Regions from separate parts of the Mus musculus genome. Here region 1 is linked to region 2. Evidence: chromatin loops called from intact Hi-C (ENCODE). Cell type or tissue: left cerebral cortex. All regions are shown on one strand. Each heading gives the region's core, and the rest is flanking DNA. Links, peaks and the distances in the headings are about the cores only.

Region 1 (9,700 bases), core at 680-8,679, 51 kb after region 2:
AGTGAAAAGAGTCAGGAGGGGGGAAAGGCCTCAATTTCCCCTTCAAGGGCACACCACGAGTGGACTAAATACCTCCAAGTGAGTCTTACTTCTTAAAGTTTCTGCCAGCTTCCAGTAGTGCCATAGGCCAGGGCTGTCCTTTAGTAATGCACCTTAGGAGGACAAAGACCCAAATTACAGTAGAGTGACTTTCCTTCAGCCTTAGGAACGGTGTAATGTCACTAGACACTGCAGCACTAGGAGGGTATGATGTCACTGGACACTGCGGCAGGAGAAGGTGTTTTAGTTTGGGTTTCTTACTGTGAAGAGACACCATGACCAAGGCAAGTCTTAGGAAGGAAAACACGTAATTGGGGCTGCCTTACAGTTTCAGAAGGTCACCCCATTATTGTTACGGCGAGAAGCATGGCAGCAAGCAGGCAGATGTAGTGCTGGAGAAGCTGAGATCATCTTGATCCAAGGGCAACAGAAGGAGACTGTGTGTCACACTGGGTGCAGCTTGAACATAGCAGACCTCAAAGCTGGCCCCACTTCCTCCAGCAAGACACACCTCCTAATAGTGCCTGCCACCCCCTATGGCTAAGCATCAAATACATGAGTCTTTTGGGCCATACCTATCCAATTCACCACAGGAGGGTATGGTGTCTTCTTGCTTTCCTTATCTTATTGTTTCCTTCCTTCAGCCTTTCCTACCTGAAATGGTCGTCTGGTAACATATTCCTTCCTTTGAGAATGCTCTGGTTCCCTTATTCCTGAAGGACATTGCCCTTGAGTAGTCACCTGAGTCCATAGGTTTTGATTTTTTTTTCCTTGAAAGCTATTGTGATCTTTGTTTCTCAGGAAGCTGCCGTGATGCAAATTGACTGTCTACTCTGGGTGTTTAAAGGATTCTTTTCCTCTTTGTCTTTAGTTATTTTATTTTTTTTTTTGTTTATTTTATTTTAGGGGTGTTAGTATTTTGCCTGTCTGTGCATCATGTGTGTGCCTGGTGTCTATGGAGACCAGAAGAGGCCGTTGGATCCCCTGGAACTAGAATTATGCATGGTTGTGAGCCTCTGTGTGGGCTGGGAGTGGAAGTGTGGTCCTCTGCAGGAGCATCAAGTGCTCTTAACCACTGGGTCATCTCTCCAGACCCTGTCTTTAGTTTTTAGAAGTTTAAGTGTGCTGTGCATTAGTGCAGATTTCTCTTTATTTTGTTTCAGATTCTGTGAATTTCCTCTGTAGGTTTATGACTGTTGCCATATTGGAGAGTTTTGAAACCATCATCTCTGTTTTGACTTTCTAAGCTGGGTCTGCTGTCTTTTCTTCCAAGTTGCCAAGGATACAAGCATCCCCGAGCCTCTCCCTGTTCTTCCTCCTCCTCGATCCCTTCCTCTTCTACTTCCTCTCTTCCTCATCTTGCCTCCCTGGCTAATTCCTCTTGCTCCCATGTTCATGGATTCCTATCTCCTCTCCTCTCCCTTCTGTTTGAGTCCACCTATGAGTTTCCGTTTCATCTCTTGATTTCGGAAAGCCTTCCATTATGTCTCTTTGCTGTTGCATGTTCTCTTTGTGATGTTGCCTTTTTATCTCTTGCAGCATTTTAATGACGTCTTTTTTTTTTTTTTTTTTTTTTTTTTTTTTTTGGTTTTTCGAGACAGGGTTTCTCTATATAGCCTTGGCTGTCCTGGAACTCACTCTGTAGACCAGGCTGTCCTCTAACCCAGAAATCTGCCTGCCTCTGCCTCCCGAGTGCTGGGATTAAAGGCGTGCGCCACCACACCCGGCACGACGTCTGTTTTAATGTGAGGGAGCATTCCACCACTTCTGCTGCCTCACTGCCGGCTTAGGTGTCAGGCCTGTTCCCCACAGAAACTTCAATTTCAGACCCGGGAATTATTCTTATTGACTTTTGAGACATGGTCTCACCATGAAGTCCTAATTGGCCTAGAACTCCCAGAGGTTCACTGACCAATGGCTTTGCCACCTAAACTCTGGGTTGACAGACATGTGCTATTTCACTGGGCAAGACCCAAGAAAATTTAATGATCTAAAACTCTAGTTCTTATATGAACTTCCTTTTGTTTATTTATTATTGAGAGAGACAGATGCAGAGACAGACACCGAGGTGTGTACTTTATGTGCACGTAGAGAGGCCAGAGGACAACTTTCAGAAGCTAGTTCTCGTCTTCCTTTGCAGATGTGGGGTTTGAACTCACATTGTCAGACTTGCATAGTTTCAACATGTGTGCATATAGTTGGCCCTCATATACACAGTTCTGCATTGAGATTTATAGGACTGTTTCTATACTGAACCTTGCAGACATTTTCCTGCTGTTCCATTAACAATCCAGCCACTGTAGACACACAGTGTCAGTTGTTCTAAGTGGGAAAAAAAGGGTCCAAAGACACCAGAGGGTAGATGTGGAGGTTTCTCTGCAAACACTGTCATTTCAAAGAAAGTGCAACATCTGTGGGGTTGGGTATTTTCAAGGAGTCCTGACTCAACTGTTGAGAAAAATCTTGATATCACACAAAGGAATACACAAACCAAGCAAAAATAATTTGGCAAAGCAAATTACTTTTTTCCAGAAAGGATGCCCCATTATCCAAACCAGGTTAGCGAATATACCTGCCAAAATGACCTCTGTCTTTTATCCCTGACATATCTCATCTCACTCATGGGAGGTTGATTCCATAAGCTAATAAGATTGGATACTTGGCACAAAAGGAAAGGAACATAGGTTCAGGAAATAGGGGCCCCTGTTGGGCTAACCAGCTTTGATAGAAAAAAAATCATTTCTCACTCCAGTCCCCAGAGGATAGCAAGGACTGACTGTGTGTGCCCATGAGCCACTACCATAGTCAAGGTCAAAACACAGTTATTGGGGCTGGTGAGATGGCTCAGTGGGTAAAAGCACTGCCTGCTCTTCTGAAGGTCCTGAGTTCAAATCCTAGCAACCACATGGTGGCTCACAACCATCCGTAATGAGATCTGACGCCCTCTTCTGACACATCTGAATATAGCTACAGTGTACTTATGTATAATAATAAATAAATATTAAAAAAACCAGTTATCACTTCAAATACTTCTTTCTGCTCCATTAAAAAATTGTAAGTGTGTATGTATGCATGTATGTGTGCATGTGTGTGCATATGTGTGAGTGTATGTATGTGTATGTGTGTATGAGTGTCTGTATATATGTGTATGTGTGTGTGTATGTGTATTTGTGTGTGTATGTGTGTTTCTGGTACTGCAACTTCAAAGTAAAGTCCAGATTCCCAGAGTCTCCATTTATACCCCATAGGAGAGCCCCCACATTTATTGGGGTAAGGTAACTCAACCGTGGCTTCTGATGACTACTTCCTCGCTGGAGTGGCTTCTTGCCACAAGACTCACTCTGACCTCTCTGACATTTCTCACCCCAGAAACAGGGCATATCAAGTTGTAATGTCAGTCTTAAAAATACATGTATGTGTGTGCACATGTGTATGAACGTGTGGGAATGCACATGCAAGTGTATGTGTGGGTGCAAGTGGAGGACAGAGATCAACCTTTGGTACTGTCCTCAGGAGATCTACTGCTTTTGAGACAGAGTATCTTGCCAGTAAGTTCAGGGATTCTGCTCCTGTCCCTGCCCTAACGCTCCTTTATAGATGTGTGTCCCCACGCCTGGCTTTTTACTTTGGTTTGGAGTCATTCAAACTCAAGTCTGCATGCTCATAAGGTAAGCACCTTCTGTACTACTCTACTTTCCCAGCTTCTAGTCTGGGTCTTGGTACCATAATGAAGCACTCACAGAAAAAAATTACATATATACATATTTAGCAGACTCAATGGATACAAATGTTTTCTGTGCAAGCATGGAGACTCAAGTTTGAGCTCTGTAACCCACAGTGTAAAGAGAAAACCAGATCTTGAAAGTTGGCTCCTTCAGTACAGGGGAACGCCAGGGTCAAGAAGTGGGAGTGGGTGGGTAGGGGAGTGGGGGGGGGGGTTATGGGGGACTTTTGGGATAGCACTGGAAATGTAAATGAAGAAAATACCTAATAAAAATTAAAAAAAAAAGAAAGTTGGCTTCTATGCCATACAAGGTACTTTGGCATCGCACACATGTGTCCATACTCATATAAACACAACAATAATAAATAAATTCTTTTGGTTTTGTTTTTTGAGTCAGGGTTTTTCTGTGTAACAGAACCTTGGCTATTCTGGATTCACTTTGTAGGCCAAGCTGGCCTCAAACTCACAGAGATCTGCTGCCTCTGCCTTGACCAGTTCTGGATTTAAGGAGTGCTCGCTCCACCATGCCTGGACCGACGTCAAAAGAGGCTAATGTAGCTCACCACTAGGAGGCTGAACGTCTACACAGCACGATTCTGGGCCTGGTGAGAGCCTCCCTGCCACATTACATCCCGGAGCAGCATGTGGAAGGTGAAATCACTGGGCTGACTGGGCTCACTCGAGAACTGTATTGATTCAGGGGGTTAATAGTTTCTATTTAGTGGTTGAATTTTTTGTTCCACATCTCCACATTGGGAATCAAGTTGTCAACATGTAACTTTTTAGAGGACAGACCACACCCAAACCACAGCAGCGAATGAGTCTGGTCTCCCCACAGCTTTCTAGGACAGCATACTGCCCTGTTTGTAGAGTTGACAGCCTCCTGGTGCTCACAGTAGAGGGTTTGGGTTACCTCTTAAAGCTTCCGAAGGGTAGGCACCTGGGTGTTCCCGGGACCATTAGTTGGACAGATGGAGGGGTCTGTGGTGTTACCTGAATTAGAGGTCTTTTGTGATGTTAAAGTCTCTCCCTCCTGGCCCTTTGGTTTGACAAATGTTTCTTGGCTATTTTTGTCTATGATCGGTAGCAAGCAGTGCCCCCTGGTGGCAGAGCCTAGTTGCCAAGCAGGCTTGGGCACGCCCCAAGGCCGCTTTCAGAGAAGACTGGAGTGCAAGAGTCTAGCGACCTTCAGTTTCAGACACCCATAGCTCAAAAATTCCTGTAACTAACGATGCATAAATTTTCAAAAATTATATCATGTTGTGGGCTGGAGCTCAGTGGGTAAGAGCACGTGCTGCACTCGAAGGACCAGAGTTCAGTTCCCAGACCCACACCTGGCAAGATGTACTTCGTTGGGAAGTGGTGTGAGGCTCTAAGTCCCAGCTGCCTGGGCTACATAGGACTTTATCCAAACAAACAAACAAACAAACAAACAACACAAACGAAGGAAAGGAAGACAGGGTTCTCAGCATCTGGAATCCTATTGAGGGGCTCAGATCAAGAAAGATCCATGACTGGCTGACAGACGAGACAGATAACGACAACAACAAACTTCTGGAATAGTCCTTACCCACCTGACCTGATAGAAGGGTCACAGTGTTGATATTTTCTTCCTGACTTTTACTTCTTTATTCAGTGGATAAAACTAATCTGCTCAAGACACTATCACCCAGACAGACAAACTCTAAGACTGAGTGAAGGTCCCCTGTATGTTCTCCTCAGAGAGATCTTATAGGAAAAGCCAGCTTGGTCTATGTAGTGATTTCCAGGACAGCCAAAGTTACAGAGTGAGACCCTGTCTCAAAAATCAAAAGGAGAGATAGATAGATAGGTAGGTAGGTAGATAAGCAGATAAATAGATATTTTCATGTCACGTGTATGAGTGTTTTGCCTGAGTGTTTTGGGATATATGTACTTATGTACACCATAGATGCAGTGCCTGCAGAGGCCAAAAGAGGGCGTCAGATCCCCAGAATGCAGTTACAAAAGTCGTGAACTTCCCAAAGAAGTACACCCTGCCAGGTGTTGCACAGAGAACATGGGGGTGTATTTTCAGCCAGATGAGCCTGCTGATGAGATCACAGGCTTGGTCACAGGTTTGTAGGCTTTTGGGACACAGGGACGGATGGCTGGAGCTATAGCTCGGTAGTAGAGCACTTACCTATAGGATTCAACTCAATTATCATCCAATTAAAATTTTTTTAAACTGCTTTATTTTTAGACAGATATCATCATGTAGCCCAAGTATACCTTAAGTTCATGGCAATCCTCCCTCCTTGGCCTTCCAAGTGTTGGGATTACAGGTGTGTGCTACCATGCCTGGCTCAGAATTATTGTGTTTGGGAGATGGTACGCATGTGCCTGCACCTGCACACAGAGACTGGAAAAAGATGCTGTGTGTCTTTCTCTGACACTTTCCACTTTGTTTGTTTTGTTTGTTTGTTTGTTTGATTGGTTGGTTGGTTGGTTGGTTGGTATGTCTCTCACTTAGCCTGAAGCTTGCTGTTTTGACTAGGTTGACTGATCATCAAGCTTCCACGATCCAAGAAAATCTCATGGGGTCCTGCCCTGGTTTATTTGGGTGCCGGGGATTTGAACTCATGTCCTCTTGCTTTCACAGCAAGCACCATGAAACCCGTGGAGTCACCTCTCCAACCCCATGTGAATTTTTACTCAATAATTTTATGTATTTGTGATGCAACGTGATGCTTCCACACACAATTACCCCCATCAGATGAGGGTAGCCAGCACCTTCAACTCCTCAAACGATTATCATCTTCTTGTGTTGGGAACATTCAAGAACCCTTTCTACTATACCATTCAAATGACTTGCTGCTGTCAACCATAGTTTCCCTTCTGTGCTGTATAAGAAAGCAGAAGTTATTCACTCATGAACTCTTGATCTCCTGAAACAATGAGATCATTGTGGGGTGTGTCTGTCTGTCTCTGTGTGTGTGTGTGTTCTGTGACAAAATACTTAAGAGGACCAGTTTAAAGGTTTGTTTTGACTTGTAGCTTCTGAGGTCCCAGTCCATGTTCATTTGACCCTGTTGCTCTGTGCCTGCATCAAAGCAGAGTGTCACAGCAGGATGTATAATGAAGGAAGCCATTCACTTCATGGTCCAGAAGCAAAGAGAGAGGAGAGGCCAGCCTCCCAGTATCTCCTCAAAAGGCATGCCCCAAAGCCCTAAGGTCCTCCAACTAGGCCCCACCTCCAAAAGGTTCCACCATCTCCCAATTCCTCAGCAACAGATCCTGAAGGGACATTTTACATTCATGCTGCAGTACGTTGTTCTGTTTGTTACACAGCAGTGGAAAACCAATACACTTCCTAAGATCACAAGTATCTTTCACTTTTGCTTTTCTTGGCCTCCACTGGAGAATGAGCTCAACACACAGGGTCTCTCCCTCTCATTGGGAGGGGAAGGTTTCTGGTCCCTGGTTCTTCCTGCCTGAACATGCTATGAATTCTGGAACATGCTGTTCAACCTGGAACATGCTGTGTAACTTGGTCCTGTAATGGCTTGTGTTCTAATGCTAATTGTGTTACTCAAAAAACAAAAAACAAAACAAACAAACAAACAAACAAAAACAACAACAAGAACAAAAAACAAAAAACATTTTCAGTGTCCCAGGGGCCACTCCCCTGATTAAGTCTGGAGCAGCAGAGATAAAGTATAGATTTAACAAGTATTACTTTCAAGAATACTGGAGGGGAATGTGTGTGAGCTGCAGGGAGGTTTGGAAGTGCCCTGCCATTGAGCTAGTCAAGGCATATCAAAATATAAAGGGTGTGTGTGTGTGTGTATGTGTGTGTTTCATTCGTGAATCTATAGCTTTTGGGCAGGTGCAGAGCACGTGTGACCCACCGGGAGACCAGAGTGAACTAACTACTCACTGCCACATGGTCCTTTTTTTTTTTTTTTAAAGCAGACTTAATTCTTTTATTTTTCTTGTATAAAAACCCTTATGTGGTAGCCACAGCTGGAGCCTGGGTCCTCTGAACAGAGACTCTGGTGTGGGTTTTCACAAGATGATCAGTGAATTCCTGATAAGGAGACTTGGTGAACATAGTCTCTTTCCAGAGGTCGGGGGTCAGGTAGCTGTAAGTCTTGGAGATGGCATCAAACGTGGCCTTAGCAAAGTTGCCCAGGGTGGCAGTGCAGCCTCTGGCTGAAGTGTAGCAGTCATCTATACCAGCCATCATCAGGAGCTTCTTGGGCACAGGAGCAGAGACAATGCCAGTGCCTCTGGGGACAGGGATGAGACGCACCAGCACAGAGCCACAGCGGCCTGTCACCTTGCATGGAACAGTGTGGGGGCTTGCCAATCTTGTTCCCCCAGTAGCCTCTCCGCACAGGGACGATGGAAAGCTTGGCCAAGATGATGGCCCCTCGGATGGCAGTGGCAACCTCCTTGGAGCACTTAACACCAAGACCAATGTGACCATTGTAGTCCCCAATAGCGACGAAAGCCTTGAACCTGGTCCGCTGGCCAGTCCTAGTCTGCTTCTGCACTGGCATGATTTTCAGAACCTCATCCTTTAGGGACGCACCCAGGAAGAAGTCAATGATCTCAGACTCCTTAATAGGCAGGGAGAACAGGTAGATCTCCTCCAAGGACTTGATCTTCATGTCCTTAACAAGGCGGCCCAGCTTGGTAACGGGGATCCACTCCTTGTCTTCAGCTTTACCTCCACGAGCCCCGCGGCCTCGACCACGGCCACGGCCTCGGGCCACGACCGCGGCCCCTAGACCGCTGCCGAATCCTCCGCGGAAGCCGCCGCGGCCTCCTAATCCTGGGCCTACGGGTCCTCCGGGCCCTCCCGCTGCACCTGCGTCATCCGCCATTTGGTGTTTTCCCGAAGAAGAAGAAGCCCACATGGTCCTTTTAATGTTCCCTTCTGTCATCACATATTAGAGGCTGGAGAATGGAGACTCAATCGTAGGTGAGAGCCGTATCAGTTAGTTTTTCTGTTGCTATGACAAAATACCCAACAGACACAACCTCGGCGAGGAAGGTCTATATTCCCACCGTGTGGTGCAAGGGCTCAGTCCATCTTGACAGGGAAGTATGACCGCAGGAATGTGAGGCAGCCGGTCACATCTTACTCACTGTGAGGAGGCCGAGAGCGATGGGTGCTGGTTGTTAGTTTACAGTGATTCCACTAGGCTCCTCCCAGGGACCTAGCAAGGGCTTAATTGCCCTGCTACCGTTACCTGTCAGGTAGTGAGCACCTGACAGGAAATGGTGGCAACCTTCCTTCCTTTCTTTCTTTCTTTCTTTCTTTCTTTCTTTCTTTCTTTCTTTCTTTCTTTCTTTCTTTCTTTCTTCCTTCCTTCCTTCCTTCCTTCCTTCCTTCCTTCCTTTCTTTCTTTCTTTCTTTCTTTCTTCCTTTCCTTTTGACTTGTAGCTTCTGAGGTCCCAGTCCATGTTCATTTGACCCTGTTGCTCTGTGCCTGCATCAAAGCAAGAGTGTCACAGCAGGATGTATAATGAAGGAAGCCATTCACTTCATGGTCCAGAAGCAAAGAGAGAGGAGAGGCCAGCCTCCCAGTATCTCCTTTCTTCCTTTCCTTTCCTTTCCTTTCCTTTCCTTTCCTTTCCTTTCCTTTCCTTTCCTTCCCCTCTTCCTTTCTTCTCAGCTGGTCTCTTCTTTTCCCTTTCAGTTCTTCTTTCTGTCCTTCTCTGTCTTCCTTCTCTGCCCTCATGCCTCTGTTCCTGTCTGCCTGCCTCTACCCCTTCTCCAGGACCTCACTCCAACTAAACCTCCTTTATACCAGATCTGTAGCATAACGTGATTTCTCAGGGGATGCCTTGGCCTGGGCTTACCATGTACCCCCACCACACATACACACACACTGAATCATATCATATCATAACATATCATATCATATCATATCATATCATATCATAACAATGGCGGTGCCTGTGTTC
Region 2 (9,700 bases), core at 1,064-9,063:
TTCCGCGCTCAGTAGGCCATTAGCAAATGCTTCGTAGCCCACTGGAATCGGCAGAGGGGGGCCTCCCAACTCCACTCTGCAGCACTAGCTTGGGTAATAGGCCCAAGATCCTGCATCCACGTCCCTCCTCTACCCTGGTTTATTGGCCCGCTGGGGGGCAGTGATCTTCTAGGAAGGGAGATCTTGGAGGTTGTGCACATCTTGTTCCCTTATGATAGGCGGGGAGGTGCGGGGTGGGGCGGGGGCAGGAGGTTGGGGAGGGGCTGTGATTCAGAGCACTCGGAAGCAGATACAAATGACCGGGAAGGGTGGACGCCGAGAATAAATTAGGGTCATCTGGGGGCTGTGGCTCTGTGGCTCCAGGTCTGAACAGTCTGGTCAAAGCCACTTTGGATTAGGGTGAGGTCCAGGCCTTCTGAGATCCAGATGAACCCAGGGTGGAATCCAGGACAGTCTGGGATCCAGGGGTAGGAGGGGCCAGCCCGGAAACCGGCCGTCTATCCTTGTCGACGACGTGGGGCTGGGGCGGGTGTCACTGGTCTTGCATTTGCTGCTTCATCTTCTGCAACATCTCCTGCATGCGCCTTAGCTGGTGGTGGGGGCGACCCAAGTCAGAGTGAGAAAAGGCAGGAGAGCTGTAGCTCTGCCCTCTGCTTCTCCTCCCTACCCTGTTCACAATCTCGGCCCTACTCCTGATATCCACCCACCTCTTCATCCTTCATCCTGATGAGCTTCTCGGTCTCCGCATCCGGTGTGGGTAGTGGGAGGATAGGAATGGGGCTCTCCATGCGGCTGTCCTGGGTGAGTTTGCTGTGGAATGAGAGGGCTGTGCTTGTTGGGAGGTTCGGGTTAGGAGGGTGGGAGCCGCCTGGCCTGCTACTGGTGCGGGTGGCCCACCTGGTCATCTGCTGGATGCAGTGGGCACGGTAGTTCTCATAGTGCACGTCGCACGTCACATCTTTGAGGTCGTGCATGTGAGTGCGGATGAGCATGTTGCGGAGCTTCACAAAGTCGCAGTGCGCCTGATTCTCCACTGTGGGCAGGATCGACGATGAGTCGGTGTCAGTCTAGGGGAGCCACCCACCCCTCACCCAGCCTCCTGCCTCATCTCACCTTCGACGATCCCCCAGGGGTACAGTCGCCCCCGGACCCGCTGCCCCTTGGCCTCCACCACAGTGTTGCTGCCAATAACGGCGAAGGGTGCACTTTCCTGGGGAAGGGGAGCAAGGACCCAGCCCAGCCTAGTCTGTAAGAGCAGCTGGCTCAGAGGCCATTCCAGCACTGCCATCATCCCCCTCCCATGGCATGGTCCCTCTGTGGGTGTCTTTGCTACCCACAAAAGCCACAAAGCCTGTGGGGCTAAAGGCCTTGGGGTTTCTGCCACAACGCCAGGCACTTCTCTGGCACTGGATGCTTCCAGGAGCTTCCTCCACGGTTCAAGTCAAAGCCAAGACCATGCTTACTGGTAGATGGCGCTGCCATCTGCTTCTGGCCCAAAGGCCCTAGTTCCTGGCTTAGCTCTCTGTCACAACCTCTCTGGCCTCTGGGGTATTCAAAGCCACCACCCTCTGGAGCTCTCTATCTCGGATACTAGAACTTGCCACATCTCTGGGCCACTGGGCTGATTCTTGGAAAGCAGGTGAGAATGGTACCCATAAGTGCTCAAGTAAACACCCAGGGGAGGGTCACATGACCCGCCACAGACCAGACAGGGGTACCAGGGATTTCCTTATCCTGTAACCCTTGAGACTGAGCACAGACCCTCTTTTCGGTGAGCAAATGACCCCTGCTCTCATCATGTTGCACCTCCTGGGTGCTCAGCCCCCACCCCCGGGGTTTGCGTGGCCTCCAATACTCTGCCCCAGCTACCTCCTTGCCCCGCCCCTCCTGGTTACATGCTCACCTTCAGTTCCCGGTCCTGTTGCTTGAAGTCTTCATCTTCATCCGAATCACATTCTGGAAACTGGTACACGTGGATCCCAAACTTGTCGATCTCCTCACGTATCTGCAGCAGGCGAGAGAGAGAGAGAGAGAGAGAGAGAGAGAGAGAGAGAGAGAGAGAGAGAGCACTTGACTTGGCATGGGCCAGCTCCCCTGGAGTTTTTGGCCAGGCCCCTTGGCTAGCTACAGAAGACTCACTCTGTCCTTCAGCTTCCGGATCTCACTGGGCACCAGGCAGTCAGCTTTGGCGATGAGTGGGACGATGTTCACCTTCTCATGCAGTGCCTTCATGAAGCCTACATCCACTGGCCTCAGTCTGGAGAGAGAGAGAGAGAGAGAGAGAGAGAGTAGGGTGGGCATTGCTGGGGGGAGGGGGCAGTGATGCAGTGACAGGAACATCCACCCTGAGCCCAGGCACCAGGACGGCCACACACCCGTGTCCGAACGGGGAGATGAAGTACAGGCAGCAGTGTACCCGGTTGTCCTGGATGTTCTTGCGGTTCAGGCCACTCTCATCACGGAAATACTGCTCAAACTGCTGGTCCACATAGTCAGTGATGGGCTTCCAACTAGAGGCGCAGGAGGGAGAAGGAAGCTAGCTAGCGCCCAGAGCTGCCTGCTAGGTCATGGCACTTGGGGGCAGGGGGTCCCGTTCCTCACCATTCAGAGTTGTTCACCGCGTCCCCAAAGCCGGGCGTGTCCACAATGGTGAGCTTTAACTTGACCCCCTTCTCCTCAATGTCGACGGTGTGTTTCAGGATCTCTACCGTCTGGTTGATGCGTTCTGCAGAGGCAAGGGAGGGAGTGTTTGCAGGCTATCGCCACCTTTTCTCTGGGCAGCAAGGCGCCCTGTCCTTACCCACCCTGGTGCCTTGGCTTCAGTCTCTGTCTGAATGTATACTCCGGGCCACTCCTCCTCATCCCCAGTCAGGGGTCCTTGCCTCAGGCAGAGTGTGGGTGCCCTCTGAGGTTTCTCAAGGCAGGGGCCAGTGGATCGGTGACTTCATGAAGGCTACTCACCCTCAGCACTCAGCAGTTTCCGGTCCTTATACAGGTCGGTCAGAAAGAGGCTATGGACAAGGGTGGACTTCCCCAGGCCGGACTCACCTGGCCATAGGAACAGTCAAAGAGCTGGATTAGACTGGGGCTGAGACAGTCTGGCCCACGGGGCTCCACCTAGAAGTTTGGCCACTCACCGGCCACCATGAGCGTGAAGTCGAAACCTTTCTTGACGGACTTGCGGTGCACCTGGTTGGGCAGTGTGGCGAAGCCAACGTACTGCTTGTCGATGTCCTGAGGGCAGGGGTGGTTGGGGGGCAGGTCAGTGGCATATCCTTATCTCCCGGTGGAAGCCCAAGGCCCTATCTCTTATGTTGCTCAGACGAGCAGAAAGCACAGCCCCTAGCAAGGGTCATTTTGTCAACAAAAATGGAGTGAGGACTCTGTAAGCAGAGGCTGGAAGGAGGAAGGTATGTGAGGGGGTAGCAGGAAAAGGCACCCCACTCCAGCTTCAGCAGAACCCCAAGACTGGGGGGTGGGGAATGAGGAATGTCAGCCCCACAGGAGCATCCTCTGAGGTGGGTGGTGGGACCCACTGAGACCCCTCAGACACATCCAAGGACCTCTATGGGTGGAAATAGCCAGACCTCAGCACAAATTCATCCCCGGAGTATCCAAAGGTGGGTGGCTTGTCTGGCCCAGATCCAAGCTTGGGGGTGGTGGTTCCTGAAGCAGCATCGGAGCGAGGGCTATTTATAGACTGCGGTACCGAGCCTCCCCCGCCAAAGGTCTGTGTTGCCTGCACCTATCCCCAGTGGACATCTGCCCTGGGAGCCCCCCGCCACCTTCTGTGGTAGCCGGAGGGTCTTGGCCAAGCAAGACTGAATACATGACCCAGATTCCACCCTCTCTCTACACACACAGACACACACACACACACCTTCAGTCGCCTCTGGGCCTGGGTGCGCGGCGACAGCAGCTGCTCCACCAGGCGGTCCTGGGGTGCTGCCAGTGAGTCCATCGTGGTGACCCCGCGGGCCCTGACGGCCTCGTTCAGACCCTACACCAGGGTCAGGCCTGTCGGGGCCAGCGATCTCGAGCGATTTGCGCTGGGTAAATCTGCTCTTAAGCCCTCTTCTGCCTCGGGTTTTGAAGACGCGAAAACTGAGCCCCGGAGAGGGAGCGTCGCCCACCTGGTAGGCCGCTGACCTCAGAAGTCCTGCGAGCCATTCCCTTGCCTCTGCGCGGGGGGCGCGGGCTGTGGCCGCGTCGAGGCTCAGCAGCGGCTCCAGTGCGAGCACGAGGCGGGGCTTCGCGGGCCCACGGCAGCGGCGGAGGGGACCGCCCCGCCCGCCGTCGCCGGGAAACGGTCGCCTGGAAATTGGGCCGCAGGCGGAGCCTCGAGAAAACGGCTGCGATGGGCAGGGCCCGACCGAGGCGCTCGGGCGGGGGCGCCGCGTGGAGCCGGAGCGCAGCCGTGGCACCCGAGGCCGCGTCCGGACCGTCCGTAGGCGGGCGGCGAGGTGTCTGCGGTCGTGGAACTCTGCCTCTGGGACGTCGCGCCGCTGCCGCCCACAAGAGGGCGCTGCGGAACGCTCCGGACTCACATGCAACCGCGGGGGAAGCGGCCCCAGCCAACACCTTCCTCTCCTTGCTCTTCACCCGAAAACCCTGAACCATGCATGCCTCGGCAACCAAACTACCCACAGACACACCCCTCCCCACTCCTTGAGGCTCACTCCTTCCTACCCGCCCCCTGCGTTTGTGCACATGCGGGTGATTGGGGGAAATTCTTTCCCGCGTGGCATCTTCATATGCACTGAGGACAGAGCGCATCTCCCCTACTAAGCCCTGCTGTGGGTGAGGGGAACAGGTCTTTAATCTCAGCACTTGAGAGGCAGAGGCAGGCGGATGTCTCTGAGTTTTGGGCCAGCCTGGTCTACATAGCGAAGTCCAGGACAGTCAGGACTACATAGACTCTATCTCAAAAAAACAAATTAAGGGTGCCTGGGATGCAGTGGCCAGAGTTCAGATGGCCGGCTTCCTTCAGAGCTTGGAAGCTTTAGCTAGCCCTCAGCTAGGCAAAACTTCTGCCCACAACATGCCAACACTTTAGGTACCAGATGTTCCAGGAATTGGGAAGCCATTGGCTGTGAGCCACCAAACTTTTCCTCAGTCCTCATTTCTAACCCCACCAGAATCAGAGCTCCAGCCCCAGGCTGCAAGAAACTAGACAAGCCACTGTCCAGAGTGGGCAAAGGACCAGGAGACCTCCCTCCTCTATGCAGGTACCACCCCTCCTCCATGAAGCCTCACCGTCTTAGCTTCCTGGAGGGGCCTCCACCCTGGGTCTTGCTATGGGCACCCCCGGGGTGACTAGCACCTGGGGAGGAGCCTGAGCCCACAGCTGCAACAGGAGAGCCATTCATCCCAGGGCTGAAAAGAAGCCTCCCAGTTCTGGCTCCCAGAAAGTGGCTACTGGTTCCTGTCTGACCTACATGAAGCATTTAGACTGAGTCCTATCCCTCACCCCCTCACCCCCCACTCCACCCCAATCACCGCAAACACAGCTCTCAGCCCAGCATCACCTAGGCAGGTTGCTATCTCCGACCTAGGGCGGGCATCTCTGGAAGAGCACACAGATGCCCTTGGCTGAACCATACCCTGATGCTGAACAGACCTAGTAGGTCTTAGACTGACTGCCTTTCAACTTGTTCATTGGGAATGTACATGCTTAGGGGACATCCCAGCCAAACAGCCTGTCTAAGTATCACCCAAGCAGGCCATCATAGCCTGTGTATTCCCTGGAGAAGCCCTAGGGGAGGAGCCTTGCACCCCCTTTTTCTAGTCCCAGAGGCTCAACAAATATTCCTCAGGGATATGAAGCCATACACAGCAAAACACACCTCTTCGTGAGAAGGAGCCTGTTGAGGCTTCCCATTCTTAGAATTATGACTAGGCTCTGAAGCGGCAGGCACAACCAACAAAGTCCTCATCACTGCCTGAGAAGAGATATGGGTGCAAAGGGCAGACAGACACCTCCTTCTACCCAGACTGCTGCTCTACCCCCTCCCCCAGTTAGAGTCAGAAAGAGGCCTGGTTAAGCCCGGCCCTGTGCAGCCATATTGGGAACCAAGGTATTCCACACTGTTCCCCCAGGCCCACAAGGTCCCAGCTCGGACACCAGAGCTCCAGCACTGTTCTGGGGCTCACTCCATCTGCCTTCACCCAGCGCTCTCTTCCTTCAGGCCTGGGGATAGGGAGTGGCATAAGGCTGGCTCCTAGCTAACCAGAGGATGGGCAGATGCAGGCCTGAAGGACTCATACTCCATCAGGAAGGGGGAGGGGTCTCCATCCTAGCAGCAACAGACAGGAGAACATGGATGGTGCTAAGCAGCAAGTACCCCAGCCAGGTGACTTGGAAGACCTTCCAGAGGCCCAGGAGAAGCCTAGGTCCTTGCCTTCCTAGCCTCTGGCCCCCCTCTCCCTTACACAATAGCATGTGTCCCCATCGGGCTTTGTCTGGCTTACTGGGATGGGGAGGCAGTTCTCCTGGGGGAGCCCCTCCCAGTGAGTCTCATCAGCCTTGGGCGGGGCATGTCCCTGCCAGGAGACTGTGACTCTCCGGCTCACCCCATCTGCCAGCTGCTTTTGCTCTGTCTGATGATGTACTCTGGTCTAGTACTCTGGAGTCCAATGCTAGGCGAGAACACCCATCCCCAGCAAGGCTTGCTGAAGCCTTCTGGTGTCAGAATTGGGCCTCCCCCACCCCATCTTCAAACAGGGCCTAGCTCAAGCCACAGAGGACATCCCTTTGGTCACCCACTTCCACAGCACTCTGGTTTCACAACCCTCAGCTCCTTTGGATTTTCACAGGTTACCCGGTAGGCTGGTACTTTCCCTGGGGTGGGGAAATCAGGCTAGCCCCCCTCTGGAAGGCCACAGCCTGGCTGTACTCAAGGTTTGGAGGGCTAGTGCTAGGATGACTCAGATGGGGAGCCTTGCAAGTTCCAGGTCTTGGAAGATGCTCTGCCAAAGACTAGTGAGCATAAATTTAGGCACAGAAGAGAGACACCCAAAGGTGCATGGGCATGAAGCAGAGGCCCCATGGTATTGCTCAGGAGACTGGTGGGCCCCCCCCCCCATTCCTGGCCTGTCATAACTACAGCCTCACCCAGGACCCCCAGCACGAGGCCTTCCGGTCAGGTTAAAAAGGGGATGCTGGCCCTGGACTAGAGGAGAGAGGCCCTTATCCCAGCCTCCCTTTCTGGGGAGGTGCCTAGGCCGCTGCTATACAGGTCAGGGAACCAAGCGCAGTGCCTACACTTCCCCTCCGTAGCCCCAGGAGCAGCGGCGCTGCCCCTACAGACAATCGATTAACGCCAAAGGACTGGGTGACGGCCGGCGGGGGCGGGGTCACGCCTGGGCGCCACCAGCATCGGTGCCACAATGGGTGACAGCCGGTCCGATCTCACCACCGGCCGAGCGGCGCAACGCCAGTACCTGTTTGTCCTCTGCATGGTCCGGGTCGTGATCCGGGTCCGGGCGGGTCCGGGAGGGTCCGGGCCGGCGGGCAGGGGAGAGACGGAGACAGACGGTGAGAGGCGGGCGGGCGGCGGGGACAAAGGAGCGCGGGCACGCGGACAGGCTCTGGGCTCACCTGGGGTCGCCAGCTTGCTTTTGTACCGCAGTCCTGTGCTCATGGTGGCCGCCGGCGGGGGACGTGTGGCGGCGGGCGCGCGGGCGGGGCGCGGCGACCAGCGGTGGAGGCCGAGGCCGGCTGAGGGGTGACCCGCCCCTCCGCGCCGCCACCACCCGCCCCGCCCGCGCGCCCGCCAGCCAATCGGCGCCCGCCGCGCCCACGCGCGACCCGGAGAGGCCGGTGGGGGCGGGGACTGAGGCGTCCCGCTGTGGTTCCCCCCAGGCCTTTGGTTCTCCCGGCCGCGCGAGTGCAGCCGGGCTATTCCCACGGCTTCGTCCGGAACGCCCCCTCCCCTTCCTGTCATCTAGCCCAGGCCTAGACTCTGTTCTCCCTTGGCTGTCGCTGGAAGCCGGTTGGTTCCTGGGCCTCTGACCTTCCATCGAGTGGCCATTCTATAAAGCATGTCCCAGGACTGTGCTTCATGCAGCCGATGAATGAGTTCAGGTGATATAAAGACCCCTTTTTCACCCCATCAAGAAGCATTTGGAAGGGGCAGACCTGGAGCCCTACCCTTGGTACATTGAGCACAAGTCCAGAACCCGAGCTCTCCTGCAGTCTGCTGGGTGCTAGGCATTCTACACTGGACACACACAAACGCCTGGGCAAGATGGAAAGCACACGGCAGGCAGGGTGTGGTTGTAAGATGGGAGTACTTGAGGTGTATGGCTAGAAGGACACAATCCGAAGGCCACCTTAGCCCTCCTTGCTCCAGCTCTGGTCCCGGTTTTCTGTGATCTGTGCTCTCCCCAGCTACCCCCCTGGAGAGGGGTTGAAGGGGGCTGAGGGACACATAAAGACAAGTCCATGCTCAGAGCCACATTTATGCATGAAGATGCTGTGACTCTGAATCTTCAAAAAGTTGATAGGACTAAGTGACCCACGGTGTGAATAACTTCTGTGTTACTGTCACATCCCAGGTGGTGGCTTAAACCTCACCAGAGAGTCTGTGACCAGGGTAGGGATGTTCCATTGTCCAAATCTTTCTTCTACAGCCTAAGGATCAGATGGGGCATATGACACACTGTGGTGCATCTTTGGGATCTAGAGAGGGCACTCACACGTGATCAAGTGCTAATCATTTTGTGTATAAAACAATGTAGAAGTAAAAGTGTCTACACATCTCTTAGGTTTGGCTTCACCAGTGACTTTTTTCATGGCGTTCTTGGGGGAATTTGGAACTCTGTTAGAGGAATATGTGCAGTCTGAGGCAGGGACAGAAACACAATGTCAGGACTTCTGAGCTTGCCAGTTCTGAGTCTGGAGAAACCCACGAAGGAAAGCTAGGACATTAAGCCTGAGCTGACTGTTACTGTCACTCCAACGGCAGAAACAAAGTGGGGGGAAAAGGAAGTATCTTCCCTGGGGCACTGATGGGAGGGACACTCCTGGTCTCCTCTAGTTAGGGGGTTGTGCTTGGCTGCCTTGGCCCGGAGGGAAGTGTAGGAGAGGGGAAAGAAGCTTGTGTATAGAAGAGGAATAAATTATAAAACAATTCTGATGAGCCCTCGACTTGGGTAAAACGGCTGTGGAGACGTGCAGCTGGTCAGATGCTCAGTGGGAGGTGAATGGGCGGGTGTCACCGAGGCCTGAGAGATAGACTTTGAAGGGTGCAGTTAGGGGCAACCTGGCTTGGTACCACATGTGAAAACATCTGTGGGGAGCTTGAGTTGTTCAGTCCTATGGGAGAGCTGGGATCTGCTCCCTTGTCCTGGGACTCTAGTCACCTATGACTGTGAGTCCTGGGGTGGCTTCAAGTCGCTCACAGAGGAAAGAGGTTGCCATGCTGTACTGAGGAGTAATAATAATTGTGACTCAACAGACACTGTATGCACAGGGGACATTGCTGAGGTCAGGAAAATGGGCCATGAAGGCATTATCAGATTTGCAGGACCCGTCCCCAGGTCTGCCTTGTGTACAGTGTGAGTGTCACAAAGGTCATAGACTCTGGCCGGAATAGCCAGGGGCTGAGGTCTAAACAAAACTCCTGTATGGCTTTTGCCCATGGGAAAGCACAGACAGCAGTCTCTGATGGGCTCTCTCAAGGGTCAGAGAGGCAGC

Evidence for each region. Peaks named below come from ENCODE experiments on the same cell type or tissue, not always from the same donor. Only the 100,000 strongest peaks of a DNase experiment are listed, where the experiment ranks them.
Region 1: a loop joins it to region 2, with 6 times the contacts of the local background. A loop is called at or near these places in 25 of 42 quality-filtered maps.

Annotation. Positions count from the first base shown.
Region 1 is chr16:18,673,604-18,683,303 of GRCm38, forward strand. It overlaps the pseudogene Rps2-ps7. Among named protein-coding and RNA genes, the nearest start is that of Gm41429, 18 kb to the right of the region's middle. In left cerebral cortex, for the core only: CTCF peaks have their summits at 4,876 (motif pointing left) and 5,731 (motif pointing right); a DNase peak (open chromatin) is centred at 4,862.
Region 2 is chr16:18,622,208-18,631,907 of GRCm38, forward strand. Septin5 (septin 5) reads right to left here and starts at 7,731. Exons shown (of 12, transcript NM_213614.2): 1 at 7,601-7,731; 2 at 7,444-7,454; 3 at 3,138-3,234; 4 at 2,962-3,048; 5 at 2,602-2,725; 6 at 2,376-2,510; 7 at 2,140-2,257; 8 at 1,904-2,005; 9 at 1,114-1,210; 10 at 898-1,033; 11 at 708-810; 12 at 1-589. The coding sequence starts at 7,643. The coding sequence ends at 533. Gp1bb (glycoprotein Ib, beta polypeptide) reads right to left here and starts at 196. Exons shown (of 2, transcript NM_010327.2): 1 at 1-196. In left cerebral cortex, for the core only: CTCF peaks have their summits at 1,462 and 4,509 (motif pointing right); DNase peaks (open chromatin) are centred at 1,545, 1,705, 2,159, 2,830 and 8 more places; H3K4me3 peaks cover 6,401 bases; H3K27ac peaks cover 6,568 bases.